2 separate regions of the Homo sapiens genome follow, and region 2 is linked to region 1. A link is an interaction called in ENCODE POLR2A ChIA-PET data of the cell type or tissue named here. Cell type or tissue: GM12878. All regions are shown on one strand. Links, peaks and the distances in the headings refer to the core of each region. The heading gives the core; the rest is flanking DNA.

What was found. ChIA-PET counts read pairs that join two places held together with the same protein. Peaks named below come from ENCODE experiments on the same cell type or tissue, not always from the same donor. Only the 100,000 strongest peaks of a DNase experiment are listed, where the experiment ranks them.
Region 2: POLR2A ChIA-PET joins it to region 1 with 5 read pairs; 3 of 35 experiments call an interaction of 5 or more read pairs at or near these places.

The regions. Positions count from the first base shown.
Region 1 is chr4:48,642,635-48,651,130 of GRCh38, reverse strand. The region is part of intron 3 of FRYL (FRY like transcription coactivator); the gene reads left to right. Among named protein-coding and RNA genes, the nearest start is that of FRYL, 130 kb to the left of the region's middle. In GM12878, for the core only: no CTCF peak of the experiment used is centred there; no DNase peak of the experiment used is centred there.
Region 2 is chr4:48,810,137-48,817,918 of GRCh38, reverse strand. It overlaps a transcript of OCIAD1 not described here. Among named protein-coding and RNA genes, the nearest start is that of OCIAD1, 17 kb to the left of the region's middle. In GM12878, for the core only: no CTCF peak of the experiment used is centred there; DNase peaks (open chromatin) are centred at 2,215 and 3,765; H3K4me3 peaks cover 1,039 bases; H3K27ac peaks cover 326 bases.

The DNA.
Region 1 (8,496 bases), core at 1,783-6,782:
CCAGCCTGGGTGACAGAAGGAAACACAAAAAATAAGAAGGAATCACATTGAACTACAGGGTCAGTGGAGACTTAAGAGGGAAAGGGATTTTTCTGAGTTTGGTTTTGAATGATAGGATGCTCTCCATGATGGTAGGTAGTACTGATATCCACAGTCTCCCCAAGCCAGAAACCAGAGGTTGGTTACCACGCCTCTTTCACCCCAACCCCTTTCGGTCCTTGACCACAGCTTGCCATTCTGCCTACTCAAATTTCCGTAGTCTCTCCTCTCCACAGCCACTATCCTAGTTCAGGCCTCTCTTCATCATCACCTGGAATATTGCCACAGCTTCCATATTGGTCCTGTTTGCATCTTCCACATTGCTGGTAAGGGTTCCTTTTAAAAGCTGGCTCTTCATGTCCCTCCCTTCCTTACCTCACAGATTTTCTGTCTCCTGTAGGAGGAGGCCTTTCATCATCTAGCCTCTGCTCATTTTGCCTGTTGCCGTTCTCGCCATGCTTTGCCAGTTCTGGAAGCATTCTGTGCCTTCATATTTGCTGCTACCTTTGCCTGAAATGTACCCTCTCATCTCTCTGCCTGCATCGCAATGATTTTTACTCCTCTTTCAAGACCCATTCTTCCTTCAGTCAGCCACATAGTTAATGCTTCATCTGTTCTCTTCTTCACTTTAAACATCATTGCATCATTATACTCATCATCTTGTTCATGTCTTTCTCTGCTACTTGAGTGTAAGCTTCTGGAGGGTATTGGTTGATTGTCTTTTTGTTCTTTGTGTATTTAATGCTTATTTAAGCTCTGGTAAATGTGCAGACAAGTAAGATATTGGGTAGAGCTGCAATAATTTTTGTTGGGATGAGTTTATAATAGAGAAGAAGGTAGAAGCATAAATATATGACCCCTTTTATAATTTGGTTATTAATATTATGCTACTGATGTCTCTCAGGGGAACAATTCCTGAAGTAGGAATGCATAAAATGATTTTTTAGTGATTAAATACATTTTCATAACATTTTATTTAGTGAATTTCTTGGAAAGAACAGAGGAAAACTTGATTTATTAATAGCCTTTATAAAAAAAGAAATGAAAAATTTTTTCCATTAAATAAATTATATATTTCAAATGTTGCCCCTACCCTCCTGAAGAAAAAAGAAAAAGAAAAAAATCTATGGGTTGTGTCTTCGAACATAACTTAAAAGCAGTGTATATTATTATAGTTCATCATTAATTATAATAGTGTTTCTTATTTATAAGATGCATTTGCGTGCTTTGTATTAATGTTAAATGCTACTTTTTATATTAGTCGCTAGAGGCCCTCTGGTTTCAGGGCCTGCTTAGCTGGCAGAATGTTGATGCAGTGCTGCTGAAGTTTGATTATAGTTGAGCTTATTTCTTTCAGTAACAACAATGAAGTGACATTCATATGGCCTAAATTCAGGATTTTGTCTTTGTGCCAACAGTTTTAGGCATTACTTCTTTTAAAAACTGAATCAGGAACATTCTGTTAAACCAGCTGTGTCGTGAGGATGTTATCATTTAAAAGATTGGCTTAGTTCCCTAAAATTGATAAGACAAAGCAAGACTCAGTACTGAGATCTGTTCATGTAATGCTAAGATCACAGATGCATTTGCTGTCCATATAATACCTCTTGTAAGCATATTAATTTATAGAATTTATTTTGCATACATACTTTTATGAGAGCTGGTGTTTCAAAGAATTTAGTTTTTATCACAGACATAAAATAGATTGACCTTCTTAAACCGTAATTTTATAAGTTAAAATGTGAATAAGATATGGTATGTTAAGAAACTGTATTTGCATAGATTACTTGCATTTTTGCACAATGAGAAAAGTTCATAAATTGTTTTTAATACTCAGATTTTTTTTTTGGATTGTAAAAATAGTAAAAGCCAACCCCAAAAAGCACATTATACATTCATCTAAATTTCAGTTAAAATCTGTGTTATTTGATTGAAATAATACCATTTGTTGAAGTATTTATAGGTCTAGTATTGTGGTAAGTACCTATCGTATGTCTTTGCACACGTATCTGTGTATACTCACATTATATGCACATACATTAAATCTCTTGTAACCATCAGCATGAAAATCTCAAGAGGAATATTATTGCTGTTTTTCAAAGTAGCAACTTTATTGTGAGATTCACATACTATAAAATTCATTAAGTATTCAATTTGGTGGGTTTTAGTGTATTCCAAAATTGTACAATTATCACCAGTATCTAATTGCAGAATGTTTTCATTATCTAAAAAAGAAACCTCATACTCATTATTCTACTTTCTGTCACTACGGATTTGTCTATTCTGGACATTTCATATACATGGAATCATACAATGGGTGTTCTTTTGTGACAGGGTTCTTACATTTAACTGTATTTCCAAGGTTCATTTATGTCATAACATGTATTGAATAATGTTCCATTGGATGGATACATCACAATTTGTTTATCCATTCTTCAATTGATAAATTGCTGTTTTATAGAGTAGTAAATTGGGGCTCAGATAAGCAAAAGAACACTAAGAACACTCCCTCACCCCCCAGAAAATCTCACACCCAAACTCTTTAGCTAACTTTCTCTACTCCTTCATATTTTAATTGAAGGCTTCCCTGATCAAGTGATACTTTAGGAAGATCTGAAGGAAGAAATAGTTAACAGTTTGGGAGATAGGTGGGTGGGCAGAAGGGATATCAAGTGCTAGAAGCTGGAGGGAATGGCCGGTTTGGCTGGAGCAGAGAGCTATGGAGAGCATGGTGGGAATGAAGCTGGAAAGTTAAGCAAGGACTAGACCATGTAGAATAGCAAAAACCTTGTTATGGATTTTGGTCTTAATCCTAAAATAAATAGGTAACCATTGATGGGCTTTGCGACAGTGATTGGGGTGATTTCATCAAGTTTCTGTCTTTGGGGTGGTGCCAGGAGACAAGTTAGGATGCTATTGAAAGAGACTATATGTGAGATAAAGGTTGAACAAATGGAAGAAATGTTATTTATTTAGCAAACAAGTATATAATACCTACAACATGTGTAGGTACTCTTCTAAGCACTTTACAAAACATTCATAGTGATGGGAAATATTTAAGAGGTAGGAAAAATAGGTCTTGGGTTAGGTACAGGAGATAACGGAAATTTTTAACTAGCTGTTTGCACAACTAATTTTGTAGGGTCAGTTACATTCTCATTGACATCAGTTTCAGAAATGTATCTGTTGAGAGTTAATGTTGGTCATAGTGGAAAAGAATCACCTATTGCTTATTGTCAGAATACTCTTATCATCCCTCAGATAAATTTGTCTGCTTTGAGAAGTGGATCCTAAGAAAGCCAACTCATTGTACTATTAAGTAAACAACGTGAATTTTTCATGATGGTCCCTGAAAAGTGGGATTTCTAGCTCCAGGTGTCATTGGATTTAGAGTCATGGGCCTGCTGTATCTTTTTTTTGTTTGTTTGTTTAATTCTAACTTCTTAAGCTAGGTTCACCTCATTTGAGAAAGGAGACATTTCATTTTTGAGACTAAACAGTTAGTGTTGTGAGAAGTACAGCTGATTATCGGACTCATTAAGTATTTGGGTTTCACAATTTGCTTTAAAATTTTATTGATAAATATTAAATACATAGTTTACTAATAAGATTCAAAATCAAGAAAATCCAACATAGATGGTCAAAATATTCATAGGTGACTGAGAGTATCCAAATGGGCCAGGTGACTGAGAATACGCAAACAGGCCAGAATAATATCTGTGTTAAATTTGACCCTCTATTTTATTAACATATCTGTCATGACCTTTCTCTGTACCTGCTGTAGTACTCATGTATAGACTCAGTCTTATAGCAGGCCCTGGGTCCTATCCTGTGCTAAGATGGGGAGTTTGGGACATCCCTAGTTCATTAGTTCAAGTGACTTACCATCAGCCCAACCTCACTACAAATTTGGATCTGCCTTTGTTCTTCAGTTGTAGTATCTCGGCTACCCATTCTTGTGTCAAAGCCTCCATCTGTAATTATTGGTATCTCTTCTTTCCTGAGCCTTTCCTTATCAAACTTTGGTATTCCATTTCCTTCAAATGTGGAACCCTGCTCTGATCTTGAAGAGAATGAAGTTCTGCTGGCATACCTTTTTGTTGATTAAACCCACCTCCCTAGCCGTGTGTCTATATATTTCCTGTTCATAGACTTTGCATTATTCAACTGTTTGCCAGGATAACATCTGCTGTTCTCCTGGACCTCCCTGGTGCTTTTTACCTGTTATCATATTCTCTAGGTACCATCTTCTGCCTCCATAATTAGATGCCGTATGACCTCCAACAATGCTGGTATTCAGTCATTAGGCATCCTGGCTGTAGCTCTTCTGATAGCCCCTCTGTACTGACTGCTTAATATTTTAAATATGATACCTGACAGCTGTCTTGCCTATTGTAGGCATAGCCTGTGCCAGAGTCTCAAATCACTGGGTTCTGGCCTATTCCACTACTGGTCAAACTCTTAGTCTTCTTTTCTGGAAGTAACTGTTTGCAGTTGCATTGTCACATTGATAAGACAAGTTTGCTAGCCTTTTGCAGGATGAGAATGGGTCATGTCTTTTTGGTTATTCTTCCTAGTCTGTTGATGTGTGATACCACAGGACATTGCCTGTTTGATGGCATTTTTGACGATTTTAGATCTATTAGTTGGTTTTCATTAAGCATGCTATTTTCCAATTTTTAAAATTTTGCTAAATGATTAAAGTTTTAAGGGTTTTTACAGAAAGATAATTAAAGAGAAATTCATTTGAATAGGGAAGGCTGTCGAAGAGAATTTCCAAATTGTCAGACCTGTTCTTCCCAGAAGGTAATGACTTGTAAATGTCATAGAAAATCTTGTGAATTGTTTTATAAGCTGTATTTTCAGTTACATTATTGATATATGATACAGAAAGTAGTTAGTCAAGGCATTCATAAAAAATGAGGAATGAATTATTAATATCCATTATCATGCAATATAGTAACGATATAACAAATACAGACTTACATTTGATACATTAAGTCGATCCTTTTTTCTTTAAAATAAGCTTTACATGATTTTGGAACAATATCTGAATGAGTAAATTTTATTATAGGGAGACTATATGGAAGAAAATAAGAAGATGATTCCAGTAACATAGCCTTAGTAATATCGTTGAAGATAAGGTTAGTAGTGTGTTTTTACGTAGAGTGCAAGGGCATTGTATTGCCATGATTTGAAGTGTAGGGCTTTTGTATGGTTGGAATAGAACTACTTGATGGCTATTATTTGTGGTATTATAATTACAGGTTTCCTTATTTATGGTGCTTTTGAAACTTTTTAATGATCACAATCAACTTTAAGTAAAATTATTGTATAGAGCCAACTGTTCCATTTTAGAAGAATAGGGTAAGGCAATAGTTCACAACCCTGGCTGCATATTAGAATCAGCCTGGGGAGCTTTCAAAAACATACACATACCTGGGCCCCATTCCAAAGATTTTGATTCTGACTTAAGGTATGGCCAGAGATGGCCAGCAAAGTTCAGGGTCAAGTCAGAAAGCTTAGCATTGTCAGAATGCTGAGAGTATATATGAAATCTTTTCTGGGAGTGGAATCATCATAAAGAATATGACAGACAAATTCTTATATGTTTGCCAATTTACTAATTTACAGTGAGAAATATGCCAAGTGGATATTAATGCTGGAGTTGGCAGCCCATCCTTTGCCATTTTTGTGGGATAAGCTCATACAAAGCTGAATTATTATCAGAAGGTTGCACAGAGAGCCTGAAGATCGAAGAAATTTATGCCCTGTTCTAGGGGCCAGAATATTTATCTTTTGTAAGAACACCTTCTCCACAGCGCTGTACTTAACTGGGCATTACCTTTTTATCAGCGCTGTGTTAAGTGTTTCATTTCCCTGTACCTTACCTGCAGTAGGTGATATATGCATTCTTTTTAGTATTTGCCAGTCTGATATATATATATATATATATATATATATATAAAATGAAAGCTCACTGCTGGTTTAATTTACATTTTCTGGGTACACTGTTTGAACATTTTTTCATATGCCTGTTGGCTTTTTAGACTTGCTGTTATGTTGAATTGCTTATGTATATCTTTTGGCACCTTTTCTTTATTGTGTTGTCTTTTTCTTATTATTTTGTAAGAGCTCTTTGAATGTTTTATATTTTCTATCATCTACATTATAAATATTTCTCCAACTTTGTCTTGTTTATGGTATCATTTCTCCTAAATATTTTAAATTTGTATTTGGTTAAATGCATTTATCTTTAAAAAATATATAATTTTGGGTTTGCTCTCTAGGCTACAGGTCTTTTCACCCCTTGATTATATAAGAAGATTCCCAATTTCTTCTAAGGTTTTGAAAAATGAATTTTTAACTTCATGTCCATCTGGACATTGGTTTTTGTTTGTTTGTTTGTTTGTTTTATCCAGTCAGGTTTGGAATCTGATGGACTTTGGTTTTTGAGTATAGTATATTTATTTTTTCTTTAGATGAATGGCCAGCTGTTTCAACATTTTTACTAGATAATCTTTTTCCTTCTAATTTTGCCCATGTGAATTCTTACCCTGGAATGCAGGGGGTACTTTTTTTTTTTTTTTTTTTACAATTATCTGATTTATCTACACTTATGTCTACTGAGTTGATTATTGTTATATTATGTTCTGATATAATCATATTATGTTCTGATATATGTCTTGATTATAGTTATGTTCTGATTATAGTTAATTTCAAATAATATTCTTTGTATTTTTTAAAGTAATTTTTTTGGCTTTTCTTGAGTGTTTATTCTTCCATGTATACTGTAATATAGATCTATCCAATAAACCTAGACAAAACAGTCTCAAAATTTTAGTGGGCTGGCCAGGCGCGGTGGCTCATGCCTGTAATCCCAGCACTTTGGGAGGCTGAGGCAGGCAGATCACCTGAGGTCGGGAGTTCGAGATCAGCCTGACCAACACGGGGAAACCCTATCTCTACTAAAAATACAAAATTAGCCAGCATGGTGGCGCATGCCTGTAATCCCAGCTACTTGGGAGGCTGAGGCAGAAGAATCGCTTGATCCTGGGAGGCAGAGGTTGCAGTGAGCCGAGATCGTGCTATTGCACTCCAGCCTGGACAATAAGAGCGCAACTCCATGTCAAAAAAAAAAAATTTTAGTTGGAGCTGTGCTAATTAATATATTAATTTTATGAAAATTGACACTTATGATAAATCCTTCCATCTATGACTATGTCTTTCCACATGTTCAGATCTTCTTTTATATCTTCTTTTATATTAGGAAGCGCTTGTCCTTTCCTCTGTATGAAGTCCTATGCTTTTCTTATTAAATTTATTTCTACCAATTTTATTTTTGCGAATAGAAGGTCTTTTAAAATCATTTTCTATTTCTAGGTGATTGTTGCTAGTTAATAAAGTTTCGTATCTTTTTTAATATTTGTAACGATTTAATTTTTTAATATTATTGCATTTACTTATCATCTCCAGGATGGTGTTGAATAGCAAGGCAAAAATCAGCACTTCAGTTTCTGTTTTTAATCGAAATAGGTTTGTTTTGCAGCCTATATTATTTGCTGCTGATGTTTGTTAAATATTTTATTTGTTTTCTTTGTCTCTGGCTGCTGGATACCTTTAGGTATACAGTTATATTACTTTGTTTGCTACTTGAGTGTAGGTCAGACTGCTACCGTCTTTTAAGAAGTAATCCCAAGAGTGATGGAAGGGAAAGCAGCCTAAGTTAGCAGCAGTTAACAGCCTGTTAAGATAGTAGGAGGGAGCCCCTTTCCTTCTTGTCTTTTCTCATCATCTCACCCTCTAAGCTACAGAGGACTCAGCCCATCTATTTCAATTCTGCTCAGCTTCATAGCAGTCAGAGAAAAGGGCTACACATCTCTATGTAGTTGTCAACCTCCCCCAGTCCCTGGGTCCAGGTATGTTTGCTGGATGAGGTCCTGCAGGATTCTGGTGTTTACAGGACTATTTTGTGTTGATTCGCAGGTCCATTTCCAGCTAGAGGAGAAAAGTCAGCCACAATAGCTTTTTCACTGGCAGTGAATATTTATATCAGGGGAAGAGTGGAGAACAAAAATGAAAACAACATTCTTGTTGCTTCTTACACATACTCATGGTAGCAATATAATTCAGCTTGTTCATTTGCTAGAAGGGAAGCAAAAGAGGTTAAATTTGACCAAGATTATAACCATCATGAGTAGCCAAGTCAAGTCTGGAGCCCTTGTCTTCTGGCTCCCAGGTCCATGCACATTTTTAAAATACCTCATTATCTCTAGGTTTTTAGAATAGTTTCTTAGTTGAGCTCCCAAAGATTACCAAAAAAGCACAAGAAAACAATAACCTCAAGGAAACTATAGCTGAGTGAATAATGGATTATTTGGATGATAGGTCATTTTTCTTGAGCTTTATAATAAGTGATATTTCTGTAGTAGACTTCAAGTAAAAAACATTGGACAT
Region 2 (7,782 bases), core at 1,852-6,851, 170 kb before region 1:
CTGTAAGTCCCTGACTAGGGCTGTTACCTTTCCTTCAGAGATGCCCAGTGAGGAGAAATCTAGAGAAGCAGTCTGGCCACAGCTGCTTTGCCACACCCAGCCCAGAGCACCCAGCCTCCTGAGCAATGTCAGGAGAAAACTGCCTTCTAAAATGTCAGTAATGGCAGATGCCCCTCCCCACACCAAGCTCGATTATTCCAAGTTGTCTTCAGACTGCTGTGCTGGCAGCAAGAATTTCAAGCCAGTGGTTCTTAGCTTGCTCGGCTCCATGGAAGTGGAACCCACTGAGCTAGACCACTTGGCTTCCTGGCTTCAGCCCCCTTTCCAGGGGAGTAAACAATTCTGTCTCACTGGTGTTCCAGGCCCCACTGGGGTATGAAAAAATACTTCTGCAGTTAGCTCGGTGTCTGCCCAAACAGCCCCCCAGTTTTGTGCTTGAAACCCAGGGGCCTGGTGGGAATCTCCTGATCTGCAGAGTGCAAAAACCATGGAAAAAGTGTAGTAACCCGGCTGGGTAGCACAGTCCCAGGTGCCACTGGGGGTATGAAAAAATACTTCTACAGCTAGCTCAGTGTCTGCCCAAACAGCCGCCCAGTTTTGTGCTTGAAACCCAGGGCCCCGGTAGGAATCTCCTGATCTGCAGATTGCAAAAACCGTGGAAAAAGTGTAGTAACCCAGCTGGGTAGCACAGTCCCTCATGGCTTCCCTTGGCTAGGGGAGGGAGGTTCCTGGCTCCTTACACTTCCCGGGTGAAGCAACGCCCCACACTGCTTCTGCTTACTCTCCATGAGTTGGACCCACTGCCTAACCAGTCCCAGTGAGATGAACTGGGTGCCTCAGCTGGAAATGCAGAAATCAACCACCTTCTGCGTTGGTCTTGCTGGGAGCTGCAGGCCAGAGCTGTTCCTATTCAGCCATCTTGGCCCCTCTCCCACCCCTTTTTTTGGGGAGGAGGGAGTCTCGCTCTGTCACCCAGGCTGGAGTGCAGTGGCCCAATCTCCACTCACTGCAACCTCCACCTCCCAGATTCAAGCGATTCTCTTCTCTCAGCCTCCCGAGTAGCAGGATCACAGGTGTGTGCCACCATGCCCAGCTAATTTTTGTATTTTTAGTAGAGACAGGGTTTCGCCATGTTGGTCAGGCTGGTCTCAAACTCCTGATCTCGGGTGTTCCTCCTGCCTTGGCCTCCCAAAGTGCTGGGGTTACAGGCGTGAGCCACGGTGCCCTGCCACCGTTTCAAATTTAAGCCTAATAATAAACAGTTAAGAAGTTGTATTTTGAGAAGCAAGCCCAAGTTTTAAAAGATATTATTTCAAAGTTTTATAAAAGTCAATATTTATTCAACAAAAGCCAGTATTTATTATCTTCCTTTTTTTTTTTTTCCTTTTAGACGGACTCTTGCTCTGTTGCCAGGCTGGAGTGCAGTGGCGTGATCTCAGATCACTGCAACCTCCGCCTCCCAGGTTCAAGCGATTCCCCTGCCTCGGCCTCCTGAGTAGCTGGGACTACAGGCATGTGCCACCATGCCCAGCTAATTTTTTGGCCAGGATGGTCTCAATCTCTTGACTATATTTTGTATTTTTAATTGCCATTAGCATATATCAACTAAGCGCTATATAGATGTCCTGATCGCCTCCAGTTTATTCTAATGAACTGCACAAAGATTAGCGTTTTTCTATGTGTGCCATGATATTAAAAAGATTGGGACATATTGGCATAGAATGTCTAAACAGAGAGAGAGCGAGAAATGCACAGGTGGATAAGTCGACATAAATGGGAGAAGGGCTTACCCATCCTGTGTGACTAGCAGGAAGAAGGTAATGAAAGTTATAGAATACAGGCCACTTTATACATTTGTGACAGAAAGACAAAGTAGTTGAAGATATTGGCAAGAGAATGGTTGAAATTATTGGCAATGGAATTGAAGCTAAGTAGGGATGAAAAGAAAACAATCAGATAGGGATAAAATTAAGAGTATCAAAGATCTAGTAGTCAGTATGATGCCAAAGAACAGGTATGTGCGGGATTACCTATGTGGGAGAGCTGAAAGAATATGATGTTGACTAGATGGTGGAATGTAAATATTTCATATTCAATGAATTTATGCCTTGGCCACAAAAAGCTTTGTTGTCATTAAAACAGAGGCGATGGGAAGTGAAAGGGAAAGTCATTTGCGACCCTGGGGTTTCTGAGCTGCTGTCTAGTTCAACAGTTTGATTTCCTCCAAGCCAGTGGAGTAGAGATTTGAGAATTTTACAAGAACTGAGATAGCCCTGTCTACATTATCAGAATCTAGTTCAGTTCATGAGTCACAGAAGTAAATATTTGTTCATATGTCAGATCTACTGTAGTTTTCAGACTTTTATCAAACTGCAGCACTTCTTAAAGATCCTCCAAAAAGCAGGCTTACCAAGAAATGTAAATTCCCTGGCAGGTTTTGCAGGTCATTCCAAAAAAGCATAGTTTCATGCAAATGAAGTTTCAAGACAATTACCTCCCAGCTATTTCTTGCAAATACATTGTCAATCCTGAGTCTTGTCTAGAGAGAAATCTTGCATCTGCCACTGTGTGAATTTCTTCTAGAAATAATTTATTCTTTTCTTTTTTTTGAGATGGAGTCTCACACTGTTCCCCGGGCTGGAGTGTGGCGCGACCTCAGATCACTGCAACCTCCGCCTTCTGGTTTCAAGCAATTCTCCTGCCTCAGTCTCCTGACTAGCTGGGATTACAGGTGCACACCACCACATCCGGGTAATTTTTTGTATTTTTAGTAGAGATGGGGTTTCACTATGTTGGCCAGACTGGTCTCGAACTCCTGACCTCATGATCTGCCCACCTCAGCCTCCCAAAGTGCTGAGATTACAGGCGTGAGCCACTGCACCCAGCCTCTTCTAGAAATGGTTTAAGAGGACTTCACAAATCCTGGACTCCCAGAATGTATCTTAATATATAGACTATTATTTTGAGGCATATTTTGTTCTTGTTTTCCTTTTTTCAGCAGAAGATGAAGAGAAGCATCAATAAAATCATGGAGCCCATGTGTCAGTATGAATATGAACCTAAGAAGAATCTATTAATACCTCTGAGATACTAAATCATATAAAGTTATAAAGTACCTAACACAGCATCCAGGACTTGGTTTGCATGCAGAAAATGTGAGTTCTTTTTTGTTTTTCTTGAAGATTTAAAGTACTAGAAAGGAGTTTGGAAAAGAGAGAGAGAGAGGTAAGCATAAAAGTGATATAGCCTATATTGTTAATTTAGAACCATTCCCGGTAAACTATTGCAAATAATTTGTCTAACTTTGTAATTAAAATTTAAAACAAAAAGTTTATTTTTAAGGGGAAAATAGGGCTTCCAGTGATCATTATTCCAGCTCTAATCGATGCTGTTGTGTAAATTATGTTATTTTTGTTTTTGCCTTAATTCCAGCTCTATCTCCAATATTCTGAGTATTGCATTCAAACACCAATCTGTCTACTTTGTTATAAATATGAAGAGTCAGCTCTCAGTCAAAAGTTAGAGGAGAGTTTTTTCCACGTCTAGGTGACTTTATAATTTCACTATAACAAATATTTGAAAAAAAAAAAAAAAGGCTTTCTGAATAGCCATACTCTGCTTTTCTTTCTTGGACAGTTTCATTTTCAGGCAGAGGCAAGGATTAAAAAAAAAAAAAAAACCCCTCCACAGGAGGTGACCCTTTCTACAGTGCTCCTCATGCTGTCAATCAAACCGAGAACCATCTGTCCCTCTTTAGATTTCAGGAGCCATCTTGCACATCTGCTGTGCCTTTTCTATTGCCACTTATAGAACACACTAAGAGCTGTTAGATGAATTAGGGGAACCAGAGTGCAGCTGCATGTAGCTGGTTTGAATTTTGCAGCTGGGTCCTACACATCAATCTCAGTCTTAAAAAATTTTTTTAATGAGATTAGAACTACAAAATTATTTATTTATTAATAGTAACTTCTAAGAAAGTGGGTCTTAAATTTTTATTCTCTGAAAGTTTAAAACATATATTTTTACAACTCTCACCAAATGTTTAAAATTCAAGCCAACTGTAACATTTAAATAGTTATTCACGAGCTCCTCTTAAGAAAAAGTGTCACATGAAAAAAAGTTTTTAAAACTTTGACATAAGCCAAATACTTTCTGATATAGAAGTAAGTTTGATGCCTGTTATAGAAATGCTAGAAGTTTGCAGGCCACAAAACTAAAATATTAGCAGCTTTAGGCCAGTTTTTGTTTGTTTGTTTCCCCTTTGGGACAGGGTCTCACTCTGTCACCCAGGCTGGAGCACAGTGGATCTGATCCCCAGTTCACTGCAACCTCCACCTCCCCGGCTCAAGTGAGCCTCCCATCTCAGCCTCCCAAGTAGCTGGGACTACAGGCACATGCCACTACGCCCAACTAATTTTTGTATTTTTTGTAGAGACGGGATATCACCATGTTGCCCAGGCTGGCCTCAAACTCTTGAGTTCAGGCGATCCACTCACCTCCGCCTCCCAAGGAGCTGGGATTACAGGCGTGAGCCACCACCCCCAACCAGTTGCTGCAGCATTTTCATATGCCTGTAGGATAACACTTACCACATCACAATTGTTTGTTTACCTGTTTTGCCCACAATACTGATTCTTACAAGTAAAGGGAACCCCCACACCATATCAACAGTATCACGTATACCAGACTCTTTCAAAAATGTTTCATTAAATGAAAAATCATAATATGTAATAGAAAAAGTGTTGCGATATTTCTTGAAAGATGCAATCGGAATTCCACAGGCTCTTAACTTGACATCCATCCCGCATCATGCCAGATAGAGGTCATGACAAGAGCCTGTGGAATTCTTCTGCACCTGTACCCGTATAGTATGTTTTCCTCTATGACACACACAGCTCTTCTGCCTGTGCTCCTATCCAAGACCAGCCCTGTACTTGAGAGGTAGATTCCATCCTCTCTCACCTACTCAAGGTATTCACCTACTCAAGGTACCCACCTCTAGCAGTTCGACCCATTCTGTCTCCCATCCTTGGTTTCTCTTCACTGTAAGAAAATTCCCATCAGCTTATGAACAAGTTATGATTCTCAGCTTTAACAGCAAGAAAAATCCCAAAGCTTTTCTTGACCTCACATTCTCATTTTTTTGCTCTTTTATGGCAAAACTCCTTGAAAGAATTATCTCTACTTCCTGTGTCCAATTCCTCTCTTCCCAGTCTCTCTTGGGCTCACTCCAAACACTTTTACCCTAAGCAAATGTCCTTGTCAAAGTCTCCATGACCTTTGTGTTATTAAATCAATCTTTCAATTCTCTATCCTTGTATTATGCGACCTATTCTAAAGCGTTTGACAGTCAATCACTCCTTTATTCTCTTCTCTTGTTCCAAAATTTGGCCCCCTTTTCTTTTTTCCCTCTATCTAACTGACCACTCTTTTTCAGTTTCCTTTGCTGGTTCTTTCTTGTCTTTCTGATTTCCAAATTTTGGGGTGCACTTTGACTCAGACAGGCCTTGGACATCTCGGTAGCCACTTTCTTGGTAACCTCTGGTGTCAAGGCTTTAAATACCATATCATAAATGCCAAATTTAGTTTTCTTTTTCTTTTCTTTTTTTTTTTTTTTTTTTTTTTTTTTTTTTTTTGAGACCAACTCTCACTCTGTTGCCCAGACTGGAGTGCAGTGGCATGATTTCGGCTCACTGCAACCTCCACCTCCTGGGTTCAAGCTATTCTCCTGCCTCAGCCTCCCAAGTAGCTGGGAATACAGGCATGCATCACCAAGCCTGGCTAATTTTTTTGTATTTTTAGTAGAGATAGGGTTTCACCCTTGGCCAGGCTGGTCTTGAACTCCTGACCTCAATGATCCACCCGCCTCAGCCTCCCAAAGTGCTGGGATTACAGGCATGAGCCACTGTGCCCAGCCCCAAATTTAGTTTTCTAGTATAGACCTCTCTCTGGAACTTCAGACACATATGTCTGCCTACATGTATCTAATTTGCATCTCAAACTTTACATACCTCAAACCAAATTCCTGGTCTTTGACACCACAACAGAAAAAAAAAATGAAACTTTTCTTTTCAGTCTTCCTCATCTTCTTCATCTCATTTGAAAGCTATTCCTCTTTCCATTTCATTTGACTAAAATCTGTGGAGGCATCCTTGACTCTTCTTTCTCTCTCACTCTACATAAAATTTCTTTGTGACTCCTATTGGATTTATCTTCAAAGTATATCCATAATCTGATCCCTTCTCATTATTATTGTTATTATTACTTTGAGACAGGATCTCACTCTGCTACCCAGACTGTAGTGCAGTGGCATGATCTTGGCTCACTGGAACCTCCACCTCCCAGGCTCAGTAATGGTGAATTGTATTATGCAGATATCTGAGAGCAATTACATAGAGCCTAAGATGGGTACCTGCTTGGCATGTTTGAGAAAATGCAAGAGCAGTGCTGCTGGAGTGTAATTAATGAGGAAAAGAATGGTGGAGTATAAGGTCTGGAGGAAAGGAAGAGAAAGACTGCAGGGCCTCCTATGCCATTGTAAAGACTTTGGCTTTTATTGGAGAAATGGGAAGCCATTTGGAGGGTCTGAGCAAAGGAGTGGCTATCTGACTTGGATTTTAACAAGATCACTCTGGCTACTGTGTTAAGAGTAAAGTGAAACAAGACGTGGAGGCCAGTTAGGGGACTTCTGCAATAAGTTAGGCAAGAGATCACGATGATGTGAATCAATGTGGTAGTGGGAGATCTAATGAGAAGGGATCAGGCCAGGTGCAATGGTTCACGCCTGTAATGCCAGCACTTTGGGAGTCCAAGGTGGATGGATGGCCTGAGCTCAAGAGTTTGAGACCAGCCTGGACAACATGACAAAACTCTGTCTCTATTAAAAACACAAAAAATTAGCCAGACATGGTAGTGTGTGCCTGTGGTCCCAACTACTTGTAGGGCTGAGGTGAGAGGATCATGCCACTGCATTCCAGCCTGGGCAACAGAGTGAGACTCCGTCTCAAAAAAAAAAAAAAAAAAAGAAAGAAAGAAAGAAAAAAGAAAATTGCAACTCCTCTCTTCTTTATCTCCCATCCTCAATCACTACCCACTGCAGACATTTCCTATCCCCCTTCTATTTCCTGCCTTTTTTTCCTCCACTTCGGTAGCACTTACTACAGTCTAACCTCTTGTTTTACTTATTCCTTGTCTCTCTCTAGGTAAGCACCATGAGGCAGGATTTTAATTTTTTTCCCTGATGCATCCCTAGTGCCTAGAACAGTGCCTGACGCTCAGGTGCTCAACTAATATTTCCTAAAAGACTAAATAAATAAATAAATTGTAGTCATTGGTGAGTATATATCATATGCCAGGGACAGATAAGAGAATCCCTTGAGCCCACGAAGTTCGAGGTCTGCCTGGACAATGCAGCAAGATCTCATCTCTTTTTTTTTTTTTTTTTTTTTTTGAGATGGAGTCTCACTCTGTCACCCAGGTTGGAGTGCAGTGGTGCGATCTTGGCTCACTGCAAGCTCCACCTCCCGGGTTCACGCCATTCTCCTGCCTCGGCCTCCCGAGTAGCTGGGACTACAGGCACCCGCCACCGCGCCCGGCTAATTTTTTGTGTTTTTAGTAGAGACGGGTTTTCACCGTGTTAGCCAGGATGGTTTCGATCTCCTGACCTCGTGATCCACCCGCCTCGGCCTCCCAAAGTGCTGGGATCTCATCTCTTAAACACACACACACACCGAGTTCCTAAAAAGCTAACGCACTCTGCTCCTAAAAATCTAGATTTTTTTG